Regions from separate parts of the Homo sapiens genome. Here region 2 is linked to region 1. A link is a contact called in ENCODE POLR2A ChIA-PET data. All regions are on one chromosome and are shown on one strand. The core of a region is the stretch at or near the end of the contact, and the rest is flanking DNA. Distances in the headings are between cores, read along the strand shown.

Region 1 (6,970 bases), core at 203-2,702:
AGGCATTAAACCAGGCAAGCCACAGAGGAGAAAATAAACATATGACCAGATGTTCAACCTCAGGAGTCATCAAATAAAGGCAAATTAGGTAAGATGCCGTTGCATACCCAGCAAATTGGCAAAAATTTTAAGTCCAACAGGATCAAGCATTGGTGTGATTATGAGGAAAGAGTTTATATGCTGGTGATGGAAATACTCATTGATCCAATCAACTCATCCAGTTGTTCTGGAGAGCTTGACAATAGCATGTGAATTAAAATTAAAACCAGCAAACCAATGCCCTACCAATTCCTCTACTTTGGTATGAATCCTAGAGAAACTCATATATAGGTACCTACATACACTTGCCCAAAGGATGGTTATTACAGCAGAATCTGTAATCTTAAAAAACTGTAAGCAACCTAATTAACCATCAATACAGAAATAGAAAGCTGTAGTATATGCATACAATAAATACTACAGAGCAGTTAAAAAGAATGAGCTAAATTTCAATGTACAATGTTGAAAAAATTCAAATGTAATGTTGAATAAGAAAAGCATGCTGCAAAATAAAAATTTAAAAATAAAGAAAAAAATAAAAATAAAAGAAAACATGCTGCAGAATGTTATGTGGAATGTGAAGCCACTTATGTCAAAGTTAAAAACTACTAAGATTATTTATAATACATACGTTAATATAAATAGATGTCGAAAAGTATAAAAACCTGAACTCGGTTTTCATATTAATAACAGCCTGGGAGGGAAGATCATGGGCTAGGAGGGTGAAAAGATTAGTAATTGTTATTTTAGGTGGCAGGTACATGAATGTGTTTGTTATCCTTTGTACCTTTCTGTATTTTTTTGTTGTTGTTGTTTTAATTTTAAAAAAAGCTAGAAAGCAATCAATCTCTCCTGTCCTGGAGAACAGACAGAACAATCAGACACAGCCACTAAAAACAGGGAAGCCCACCTCTAACTTCTCTCCCCAAAGCTTGTCAGTGTGACAAACTTTGAGATAGACACCCTAAGGGGAACTGCCAAACATCATGGAAAACCCCAATACTCAAAGATCCAAATTTATACAAAAGATAGATTAGGGAGTGACTACACATAGCATTAAATGGTTGGTGATTTGAGAGAAATGCAAAAACCTTCCATCCATTGTAACTTACCAGAAAGATTTGTGATTTACCCACAAGTTTGCAGACACACATGGTATAAAAGGAGGTATAATTTAGGATGAATAGAAGGCTCATTGTGATGCAAATCTCCCTTTTTTGGTTCCTTTCTTTTGCCATGAGTTCATACCTTTTCCTCCTGGGAACCCACAAAGCCTCACTTCCTCAACAGGAACTAACAGCATCACAAAAGAATGACAGGCCTCCAGGTTCCCTGGTGTAGCCTGACCGGCACCAGCCTAGTCTGGTGTCCGGAAACCTGCCTCTCCCCGCCTGTATGTGTGCCTGATTAAGGCAGCATAACACTGAAGGGTGAGAGTCCTGGCTCCGATGTGAGACTCCTTGGGTTCAACTTCCAGCTTGCCGCCTCCCAGCTGTGTGACCTTGAGTACGTCATCCTCCCCTCAAGCCTCAGTTTCCTCATCTGCCAAATCGGGATAATAACAATAGCTCATTCATAAGGGCGTTGTGAGGATTAAACCTGACAACTTCATAAATTACTTAGAAAAGGCCTGGAGCTAGTGAGTGCTCAGTGAACATCCAGTATTACCATGATCGTGTACTTCTCTCTCCATTTCTCAAGGCATCAGTTCTGTAACGATCAAAATGAGGCTTTTATGTCACTAGACCTCTAAGTTTTCTTTCAACATGTGAATTCTGGGATTAAGTCTAATATTGAAAAGAAAAATCAGGAACAGGGGAGCTAGCATCAGGCAGAACCAAAGCTCCGGTCTATCATTTGCAGACTTTGTAGTAACTGAGGCTCCAGGACAGTGCATGACAAAAAGCTCCCAAAGCCTCATCCCTCAGCTTCTGTTCTGACCTCTGGTATCACACGCCTGCGCCCAGCAGGATCCCGACAATCCACACCCTTGCTACATATCCAGCAGGTTCTACTTTGCCAACTGAAAACTTCTGGAGGAAACTCACATAGGCATCCAGACACCACAGCACTTAGCCAAGCCCAACCCTGCTGGCCTCCGTATGCGGTGCTGGCCACCCCTAGAGTCTCAGCCCATTTCCCCCAAGCCAATGGCCCGCCCTCCCGCTCCTTGACAAATGTCCTCTCTACCCACTCACTTATTCCACACAGACGTCCAAACACGCACTAGCTCACCGTATGTCCTTACTGCCTCTCAATGGGTTACATTTTTCAAATTATGTTCCAAAACTTAACCATGAGATCGTTGGCATGAGAGCTGTGCCTGTGTCCCACGCCAGGCTTGAACTCACAGTGTAGCAGATGAATCAGGAAGAAGGCATCATGGGTTTGCACCAAAAAAAGAATCAGATAAAGAAGTTCGTTTGTATCTTTTTAAAAAGAACAAAGAACCCCTCTTCTTCCAAATTAAAAGTTTAGATAACATTGAAGTTATCACCCTCTTAGAAATATCTTGATTTTTGTATCATGCAATGTCTAATAGAAAGGTGGGAGGAAAAGAGAACTGTAGAGTTCACTGCTGAAGTCCAGTTTGAGTAACTCTCAGAAATACGACTAGATCCGCTGCAATCATTCACAGGTAGAATGCATAAAAATGAATCCGCAGTTCAAGCTTGGTCCATGTGTCATGTCCTCAAGATACATGGGTCATGGAGAGCAAAGAGACATCCCAGCCATGGGAGGAACAAAGTGGGATACATCAGGCCAGCTGAGCCACAGTCCAGCTCCTGAGCCTACGTCCTTTTCCTTGGGTACATCCTCATTCTGGGTTCGGATGAAAAATGTTCCTTTCTCCCATAATTTCATTTGGAACAAGTTTTTAAATGGTGAGTCAGAGAACTTTTGTTCACCAGGACATCTAAATGGACATTTGACAGGGCTCCGATAGATCCAGTAGGGGGCTCAATTTCTGACACTTTCCCAAAAGCTTGACTGCCTAAAACAGCAATGACAGCTGTGACACCTCTACAGCCTCTTACTCTCTCCTCTTTCAGCCTTGGCAGAAATTAATCCATCAATGCATCCTTCCCCTGGAGGCCCTGACACATACAGCCTCAGAATCTCTCTCAACACACTGCTCCCACAGACGCCACCCAGCCTGCAGGTCCAAGTACAAACCCTGCACTCGGCTCAGAGTCCTTGGATCAACACTGTAGCCTTTCGGGGCTGCAGGATCTTCTCACAATTTCTATGTGTCTTAAAGGAAAACGTACAGAACCTTCATCAAATAATGAAGTTGTAATAATCAGTCAAACAGAAATAAACAACTGTATGCTCAGCTTGCCACCAATTTTCCATGATTTAAAAAATAATGCTTCTAGTAATACAAGTAAGTGTTAGTAAGTAGAGGAGACTACACGATACAGGTTAAAGCGACACCTCCTTATTTATCTTATTACATTATTGTGACATTTTTCAACTAAAAGGGCAGTATTTCATACTATTAATTATCTAAGGATTCTTCAGTTGTCCCAAGGAGCAAAAATAAGAGAGATTTAGGGCAAAGAAGAGTATGTTAAACAGAAGCCAGAAAAGAAAACTCTGAGATACCAAAAATATGAAAATAAGAATTTCACAAAAATATCTAAAGTTCATTTTCAGAATTCCCCAGAACCACAGGACAGAATCATGGAAACTCCTTCTTTCATACCAGCCTCTCTTTAGAAATCATTTGTGGGGGATGATTGTGTATAATAAGTCTCCTTAAAACAGTCCTCAGACGACCACAAACCAACCTGTTCTTAAAGAAAGCATGCGTGCTCTGCTCTTGCAAGGCTCTATCTAAATAGCGATAGAAGAATCAGTTCATGTTCTAGCATTTTTAATTCAAAAGCATTAAAAATCCAAAAGAAAAAGCATGTCATTTTTTATTATAAACATAAAACTTGGCAAACTATTAGTTAGAATTCCTTTGGTTGTAAGGGACAGAAGACTATCTCCAACTTCATTCCTTACCAAATAGCCCAGGATTAGAACTGGCTACACAGAACTCCATGGTGCCATACAGGCATTTCCGCCTCACCCATTTTACCCTTCTACAAATGAGGGTCCTCCATTGAGTCGGGGTGTGTGCATATGTATGTGTCTGTGTGTGTGTGTGTGTGTGTGTGTGTGTGTGTGTGTGTGGTGTGTATGCACATGTATGAAGGCAATTGCAAAGAGCCAGATTTAGATCCTCTCTGCGTGGAAAAGACTCATAATAAATATCACATATCTGCCCCTTGCCTAATCACATGTGCAACAGAACCGAGTGGAACAAGGGAAGTGTAGTTCACCACAACAAAAAGAGTGAGGGTGGAGATAGGAAATGCCATTATCAGAAAAAAAAAAATGTGTAGAGACAGATGTCAGCTTCAGAACCTTACTCCATTTTGAATGTTTGATTTCTTATGCTGGGAGTTCAGCACCTGGGTGTTATTCTCAATACCTGAAAACAACTTCATAATTTAAGAAAAAAGCATAATAATGGCCAACTCAGTGCTTTTCAGAAGTGGGATGGGAAGGGGCTCAAGGAAGACTGTGGGAAAGATGCTTGGCCATATACTAAAAATGGAGATGGCCTCTGTCAGTCAAACTCACTTATTCAGCCTTTGACAATGTCTTGCCTTGGTCACTGTAATTCTGAGTCTCAGACATTCCTTCATTTATGAGCTTTGGCTGAAGGGGGCTGCTACCTCTTTCCAAAAAAACAATTTTTTTTTCCTGAGTTCCAACTGAATACTCCCAAAAGTTTCACCAGAAGCCCTCTGCCCAGCCATGTTCCCCTTCGCTTACAAGACACTGTTTTGGGACTTTATTTTCTACCTCCACCCATCAAGGTTGGCGTCTCCTTTCAATCTGAAAGGGCTAGGGGGAAACACTTCTCTTAGTGTGTTCTTGAGTTGGGTCTAACTTTCCAGGAAGAGTCAGAGGTATGGCTCAAAAACAGGTCTTGATAACACCCCCACCTCTGGGACAATGGGATGGCTCAGTCCCCAAGGCTGTACCGCTCTCAGCTTTCTTTCCTTCTTCAGCCTTTTCAAATGCTTGCTGTTTTTTTCACCCCAGCACCTGAGCAACACAGACGGTGTCCTTGTGAGAGAAACAAGCAGCTTGTGCCCTCAGAGCAGGAAGACAAAGAGTAAAGCCTTTATCCCACTGTTTGGACACACAGTGACTCCATCTCATTGAAGCCTAGGTGATGCACTTAATCACGGTCCAGGATCCACCAGCTATGCAGGCTCGGGCTAGAAAACAGATTGCTTCACACCATCCAGAGCTCTTCAGCAGCCTCACATTGCAGTCAGGCTGCAACTGGACAGATGGCATGCAGGGCTCAGATGTGGCACAGTTGGGAAGCATCTGGGTCCCACTCAGGATACAACATTGAAAACATCAGCCACGCCCTGCTGGATGAGCCAGGGTCTGATGAACGGGGACTTGCTCAGCCTACAGGTGTCCCCCAGCCATCTCTCCTCCACCAGCACAAAAGCTCCACTCGAAGCATGGCCAGTGCCTGGGCTTAGTGGCATCTAGGCTCTCCATTCTAAGCTCTTGGGTCTCAAAGCCCCACCTCTTCATCAAGTGACAGGACAAAATATCTGTTCATCGCTGCTTTGGGACTCTTTCCAGAGATAAAATTTATCCCGACTTTCAGTATAGAGGTCTGTGATATGATCTGTCTAAGGCTTTCAAAGGCCCTCTCAAAGTATGGGAGTGAGCTATGGAGACCAGAGATAGATGATAGGCTGTTACAAAGGTAGGAAGCAAGAAGGAGACCAGCAAAGACACTCTGGCCACATCCAAGTGAGAGATGATGGCACTGGACTCCAGTGGTAATGGCAGAGGTGGTGATAAGCGGTGGATGCCACACACGCTTTGAAGGTAGAGAGGACACACTTGGGCCTGTGGGATGGGCTGATGGGTTGAATGTGGGGTATGAAAGAAAAGAGCAATCGACGATGCCACCCAAGGTTTGAGGCCTAAGTAATGGGTCGATGTTGTTGAGCTTTACTGAGATGTTGAACACAAGCAGTAACAGGTTTGGAGCTGGGGAGAGAGTGCACTAAAGACGTGGATTCTGGGCATGCTAATTTCCTGTCTATTTGGCATTCAAATGGAGGCTGAATCTGGCACTCAGAAGAGAGTCAGGGGGCGGGGGGGCAGCGGAGATGAGGCAGAGGCCTGAGTAATTATCAGAATATGGTCATTCTTGCCTGGATATTCCTGGGCAGCTCAGCTAACCTGCTGGATTTGCACATCCTTATGTGTAAACTGGACATAGCAATACACTTTCCAAGCCAGACCCCTATGAGTCCCTCACGCCTTAGTTTCCAGTACACCTCAAGGGACAATTCTGAAATCCAGTTGTTTTCTCCTTCTATGATAATTAATTTAAAAAGATGAAAATCTGACCTGCAAGCCATTAACAAAACAATCATCAAATGACTTCATACAGCCTACAACATCATTCTTAAAATGTATCTATTGCCCATAATCAACAATCAAGTCCTAGATTTCCAAATCGGGCTCTCTCTTAAAGAGCCAGTGGCCCCATCCCAGGATTCCTCAGAAACAGACATCGTAAACCAAGATTGAGGAGAGATAGGAGCCCTCAGCCTGACTTTCTGGAGCTTTTGTGCAACCACGTTCCACATAAATGCTGCTGTGGCAATTAGACACGCTCCACTGTGAGCTGGAATGTATAAGGTTGGATTAGCAAGTTACTGGCAAACCATTCAGTGTCATAACCCCAAATTAAACATGCTATCCCATCAGGTAGAAAGTAGACACACGTCCACGCCCTTGTGCTAACCAAGATGGTTCTGAACACTTTCAGGTCATGATGAAGTCACACTCATTCCAAACGAAATCAACTCCAGTCCCTAACCAG
Region 2 (6,585 bases), core at 4,048-6,547, 100 kb before region 1:
AAACAGGCTGTGTGAATGAGCTGTTAGGAGTTAGTTAGAAGCTCATAGCAGCATTTAAGCAGGCACAGTCAGTAAAATGCTAGTGGACTTGCAAATTATGAGCAGAAAAGCAAAAGAAAGAAAAAACTAAAATAAAAAAAAGCAAAGGAAAAAATAATCATACTGCGGATGCATGCTTGCGTGAGAAAACTTAGTGGGAGCAATGAAAAAAATGCCATTAGATTAAGGAGGTTTATTACTGAATTCCTTCCATTTTTTTTTTTAACCAGTCTCTTTTAAAGAAATACTGCATATTCAATTTGCACAGTTAGTTCAACTCTAAATCACTGTCATCACTGCTTAAACAACTGTTATGGGAAAAATAAATAAACAAAACAAAGGTTAAATTAAAAAAAAAAAACAGAAGCAACTGAAAAAAAAAATCTACTGAAACATACGAAACCGTGTTGATGGTCATTTTAAAGAATGTTCAAATGTCATACGTGTTTAAATGTTAATAAAACTATAATGGCAAGAAAAATTAAAAAACAGTTTATCAACTATTTTAATGACTCAAAATGACATTAGCACCTGTAATCGGAGGAAGTGAAAGGCAAGGATTTAGGAAACATTCGCTGTGTTCTGAAAAAAAAGAACAAATTATACAAAGCCTTCAAAATTTTTGTTTTGTTTGTTTGTAAAAGCCTGGCCTTCTCCAAGGGACCTCTGAGATTGCCTATGCAGTATTTCTAATTTCTTCTAGAGAATGACAAACCTCCTTAATTTAAAATGGGTGTAATTTACCACTGTAAAGGCATGCATCAGAACATTCAGGAACAGCCCAGTTAATATCAAACACTCACACACACCCCCTCCTACTCCCCTAAGCCCCGCCCCCTCCTCATCCCTTCTCAGGCACACACAAAATAAGCAGACTGTATAAATCCCGGCATAGGCATGCCTACCGCTTGCTCTCCAGTTATAGGCTCTGCAGTTATTTTAAAACACATTCCACTAGAATTACAATGTGCTTTTCATGCAACAATGGATGTTACTAGCTTTAAAAGGGCAGTCATGAAGCAATTAATTAAAATGCATAAACAAAAAGGCTAGCTAAGAAGGGTTCCCCCACAATGTCCTGGCCTTGAATTTCTCCTGCCTCCCCCAGATGGAAACCTAACATAAAAGGGTGGTCCTCAGGCTACAGCTCCTTCCTCTAACCTGATGATTGTCACTTACCATTGGTCTCTCCCGGCTGCTTGTCCCTTTTCCTCTTCTTCTTCTTTCCCTAGATGAAGAGATGAAACACAGGGAATTACTGCAAGAAACAGATGTGAGAAGAGTGTCTGGGCGCACCTGGAAGGAGAAGGCAGGAGGAAGTGACCATACTGCCATCTCCATCCACACAAACCCCCGGTATTTGTCCAACCTCCAACCCCGCTTCAAGCCAAATGCCCTTGCATTGTACCCCAGCTGGAGGGACACACGCTTCTTGGGAGCAGAGAAGGGATTGGCGGGTGGTGAAGGGAAGCTCTCATTTCTCATGTACCTATGTCCATTGTCAAACCTGACCCACAGCATTTGATCCATAAAAGGGAATGGGGGACGGCACGAGGAAGATTCAGAGAGGAGTGGGATGATGGCGTTGCAAGCAGTCTGAGAGCCCATCTTTGAGGAGCACATGAAGGTGGTCATGGCCGCACCAGCTTCAAGGGCTGCCCTGCCTGACCTGCTCACAGTTCTTACTTATGAAGGCCAAAGGGTCCCACTCTGAATCAAGAGAATGAAAGCTTTAGCAGAGGCTTCTCTTAGAGTTTGCTGTTAAAGATGCAGGGGAAAAGGGTGAAATAGAACGAGGAATCATCTGGGCTCCTTTCACAACTGCTGAGTGGGCTGGGAGCAGTGGCTGACGCCTATAATCCTGGCACTCTGAGGGGCGGAGGTGGGAGGATCACCTGAAGTCAGGAGTTCAAGACCAGCCTGGCCAACGTGGCGAAACCCCGTCTCTACTAAAAATGCAAAATTAGCCGGGCATGGTGGTGCATGCCTGTAGCCCCAGCTACTCGGGAGGCCGAGGCAGGAGAATCGCCTGAACCCAGAAGGCGGAGGTTGCAGTGAGCCGAGATCATGCTACTGCATGCCAGCCTGGGCAACAAGAGCAAAACTCTGTTTAAAAACAAAAAAACAAAAAACAAACAAAAAAAACCTGCTGAGTGGACATCTGTAAGAAAGAAGATGTTCCCTCAATTCTCTTCTAGCTGACATAATGAGGATGATACCACTCCTCCCATGAATGGGTCACATGTGTTGAGCATATGCCAGGTGCCAGGCATGATTCTAGGTGTGCTACGCAGATGGACTCATTTTAATCATCACAACAATCCTCTTCAACAGGTATTACCACCATTCCAGTTTCACAGAGGAGAAAACTGACGAGTTAGGTAACTTTGCCAGGGTCACACATCTAGCAAGTGGTGGGGCCAGGAGAGAACTCAGGTGGTCTTGGCTCCAAAGCCCTCAACCACAAGGCTCTGCTGCCTACAAGTTTAATGCCCAGCCCTCCAAGGAAGCTCTTTTAGTGAGGGCTTTAGGGGATGAACTGCATGGAGTCTTTCATATTCTCCAACCTGATCCATCTGCTCGAGGTTGCAAATGTGGAATGGGACTGGGGGGAATTCAGGAGAGGCGACTGCCTCATTCCGGATTGGACTAGTTCTCCCTCCCCTCATAGCCCTACCAGATGAAGTAGCTGCCTGGCATACATTGAAATGAAATGGTCTTACACTGCTATATGTTTCAGAACAGCTAAAAGTTGCCTTTGCCTAAAGCTTCTCACAGTATGTTGATGTCAACTCGGAAGAGAAAAAGACAATGATAGGCAGAAAGAAACTTGAGGTCCAGGTGCGGTGGCTCACGCCTGTAATCCCAGCACTTTGGGAGGCCAAGGCGGGCAGATCACAAGGTCAAGAGATCGAGACCATCCTGGCCAACATGGTGAAACCCCATCTCTACTAAAAATACAAAAAATTAGCTGGGCGTGGTGGCACATATCTGTAGTCCCAGCTACTGGGGAGGCTGAGACAGGAGGATCACTTGAACCTGGGAGGCAGAGGTTGCAGTGAGCTGAGATCGTGCTACTGCACTCCACCCTGGTGACAGAACAAGACTCAGTCTCAAAAAAAAAAAAAAAAAAGAAAGAAAGAAACTCGAGAACACGTTAGGTTCTGTCAGGAAAACCTCAAGGTGGTGATGCCACCAAGCTTAGGCTCCACCCAGGGCTGAGGGCCATCTGTTGTAGAAATGGCCTATCTTTTCTGTGAGGGGAAGGGGCCTGTGCAACTTGGGAGCTTTGTTTTGGCCTTCTGTTCGGGGATCTTGTTGAAACGCGCTATGTTCCTTCATGTACAATTTCTTTTAAAAGGACCTCATGTGCTTTATCATGAAGCTGGCATCTCATGGGCCTGCAATGGACCATCTCCATGCCCGCGCCTCTCCCACGTGAGGGGCAAAGTGCCACCTGGCTATCCTGGAACAGGCAGGCGGGCCTAGTTTCGGTTCATTTAGGAGCCTGAAGTATTCATAAAAACTGGGCACAGAAATGTTTTAACTTCAAGGAGTATCAGCATCCACATACCCAAGGGCTTCTCAGCCATGTGTGAAAAAGCATCCCCGTTTCCAATTCCTTGCAATATACTGTGAAGGCATCTGAAAATTCCTCTACACACAAAGAAGCTGTGCCTTTAGGATATAGCACGGAGATGTTGACTACTGAAGAAGTTGTCATTTAGACTAGAGACTTCTGGAGGACAGGGATTGTGTTTTAATAAAAAGAAGACATGAGAAAGTGGATAAACCCTACACTTAGTGAAGAGGAAGATGCATCTCCAGGGAAGTGGCCACGCTACTACCCCTTTAAATGTAACAGAAGAAAGAAAGGGCCTACGATATGGGTAGAAGAAAAGAAACTCAGGTGAGCAAATGGCATGGGACCTCTATCCTTTACCCAGTGTAGAGGGTTAAAAAGGAAATAATGTCAAATATAATCCCAGGGGTTACATATTACTATGGGACTCAAGATGTTTTCTCTTGGGCTCTAAAGAAGGTACCAAGTCTGACAATCCAAACGTGACTGTTTCACTCAATTCTGTTGTCCTAAGGTAAAGATATAAAGGCTTCCGTTACCAGTTGGCTGGAAAAGCAGGAATGTGAAAGAGCCATGAGAAGATCTCAGGAAATATTTTCCAGAAGAAGCTTTTGGAGTTTACAATGACCAAAGTAATATATGGAAACTCCCACGTCAAGTTAGTTAAAAAAAAAAAAAAAAAATACTAGTTAAGTTGCTACCACATTCAAATCCATAAAAGCTTCAGTGCTGCGGTTCTTAGTCCCAGTGTTCCCTAGCGCATAAAAGGAAGGCGTGAGTGTGAGTGTGTGTGTTCACACCCATGTGTAATGAGCCATTGTAATAGGAATCTAAGTACCTCTTACAAGAGATAAAGTTCCTAGAGCCCTAAATCCAGATCTCTAAACCTCAAATCGTCTCAGGAGTTCCCTTATTATACCAAACCATCTTCCAAATTTAAAACTGAGCTAAAGTCATTTCGAGTGCCTAACAGCCCTTCTGAAACCGAGAAAGTATGTCACAAAAAGCCTCGAGCAATACTTTCTCTAAACGACTCCCAGGCAAGTCAAACACGGTATTCTTTTGAAGCTATCACAGTCTGCCTTGTACCTTTGTAGAGATTTCACCCTGCACAACTCCAGGGGGCACCATTCACATAGACCCCAGTGTAAATGACATACTCTAGAGTTGTGCAGTGCACGCCCTGCACAGCTGTACATGAAGGCCCTACTATGACCCAAAATGTCTATTGGGGATATGATCTCTATAGAGAAGCTGAATTCCGCTCTGTGGTATCATTCTAGATTACTCAAAGAATTGGGTCTGTAGCAGGTAGAAGCTCAAGATGAACTCTAAGAACTTCTGACCCGAAACCAGGAGAGCAGCTGTCCTGAAATGATATGGTTGTGTACGTGGAGGCTATGGAGCCTGCCTGCTACTGGAAATCTCCACCTCAGGGTCAGGTGGGGGTGAACAGCAAGCCTGTGGGAGAGCATTCACTTTCTCATCCTCTTCCTTTCAGCTCCAGAAGAAAGGCCTCCCCACTGCACACATGCTGGGGACAAACAGAAAGGTCCCAAGCAGTGGAGACCCCGTGCAAGCCCATCTGTCGGCGACAAGGGCTCTCAGCAGAGCACACGCGCCATCCCAGAGGTGCCAGCACTCCTTCCTGATTCAACTCCCAGGAGGAGCACAGTCTAGCGCTGCCAGCTAAGGGGGCAGGGCCTCGAGAAAGATGGCCAGGGGCACCTCCCTGTTCCCTCATCTACATGGCAAGCACGGGTTTAAAAGTATGAGAAGAAAGAGGAAGGAGGCCTGAAATTACTCATCAGAGCAGGCAGAAGCAGCTCTTCCTCAGGATCACATAGGCCGGCAGATGTTTGCGATTTCCTGGCGGATGCTAAGTTCTGAGGGAGTAAAGATATCCGACTTAACTCTGAATCCCTGTAATAACTTGTGCACAGTAACTGCACATTTCCCAGCATCTCCTGCAGTTAGGTTGGGTCACATGACTAGCTCTGGCCAATGGGTGATGGGAGTAAGTGACCCATGACACTTCCAGGCCAAGGCAGTTAAGAGCTGTGTGTCCCCAGCCCCTGCCACAGAAGCCTCAAAGGCCATGATATGTTTCACTCAATTCAGTAATAATTTAACGACCTCGACCCCTATACGTCAAGCTGCTTCACCGCGGATGATGCCAGTGGGAGAGTCAAAAGTAACTGGAAAAGTAACCATCCATGGCTCCAAGACATCGACAGGAAGGGGATGAGAGGCCTGTGCCGGCCTTAAGACAAGTTTTGGTGTTCCCCTAAGAGTGGATGGTGAAATCCCTTCACGGAACCAAATGTCATGAAATAAAGTATCAGGCAAAACAAGAGGCATTTCATCCCTCGAGAGAGGAAAGCGGAGTTACTGGGCAAAATGGAGGATAACCAGCAATGGTGAGAAGTGACAGAAGTCTCCGGAAGACAGCGTGCTCATGGGAGGAGAGGAATCGTGGGGTCACAACCACTGCAATTAGTAAAAACAATCATCCCATGGTGTTTCCTACAACCCAAGAGAGGACTAGGCAGATCCTGTAGCCAACACAGAGCCCAGGAACACACACACCGCATAGCACACTTTCCCTGCCCTTGCTGGGGCCAGAGTCGGTTCATGCATCCTGCCAAAGGCTGACTTCCTCTGGCTGCTTTCAGGGATATTCCCATCATGCTCCTCTCAGGATGAAATAGGCTTCTAACTTCTACTGCACCATGGCACAAAGGAATAGTTTTGTTTTTCCTTCTTAACGGTAAAGGGCCTGCTGAAAGGCCTGGGAGGAATTAAATTCTGTTCCTCCACACCTACCCACTGGTCTTCCCTAGAAGGCCACACCACTGATCACTGCTGAGGAGCCTGCGGAACCTAATCCGGAACATAAGGTCCTTTGGGTGTATCCTAAGAGCCTTGCCTCCTCTAGAAAGGAGACAAGCACCAAATCAACC

What was found. ChIA-PET counts read pairs that join two places held with the same protein, here RNA polymerase II (POLR2A).
Region 2: POLR2A ChIA-PET joins it to region 1 with 23 read pairs in activated CD4-positive, alpha-beta T cell. The contact joins two enhancer-like sites. POLR2A ChIA-PET finds 5 or more read pairs at or near these places in 2 of 52 experiments (PC-9 and activated CD4-positive, alpha-beta T cell).

The regions. Positions count from the first base shown.
Region 1 is chr10:113,048,458-113,055,427 of GRCh38, reverse strand. The region is part of intron 5 of TCF7L2 (transcription factor 7 like 2); the gene reads right to left. Among named protein-coding and RNA genes, the nearest start is that of SNORA87, 6.6 kb to the right of the region's middle. RefSeq lists enhancers at 504-1,482, 1,483-2,461 and a silencer at 1,224-1,518. Within about 2 kb of position 1,452, at least 9 of the 41 ENCODE cell types and tissues checked have a DNase peak (open chromatin) inside an H3K27ac peak, as active enhancers do.
Region 2 is chr10:113,152,703-113,159,287 of GRCh38, reverse strand. TCF7L2 (transcription factor 7 like 2) reads right to left here. Exons shown (of 15, transcript NM_001367943.1): 12 at 1,219-1,267; 13 at 571-621. Among named protein-coding and RNA genes, the nearest start is that of SNORA87, 110 kb to the right of the region's middle. Within about 2 kb of position 5,297, at least 3 of the 41 ENCODE cell types and tissues checked have a DNase peak (open chromatin) inside an H3K27ac peak, as active enhancers do.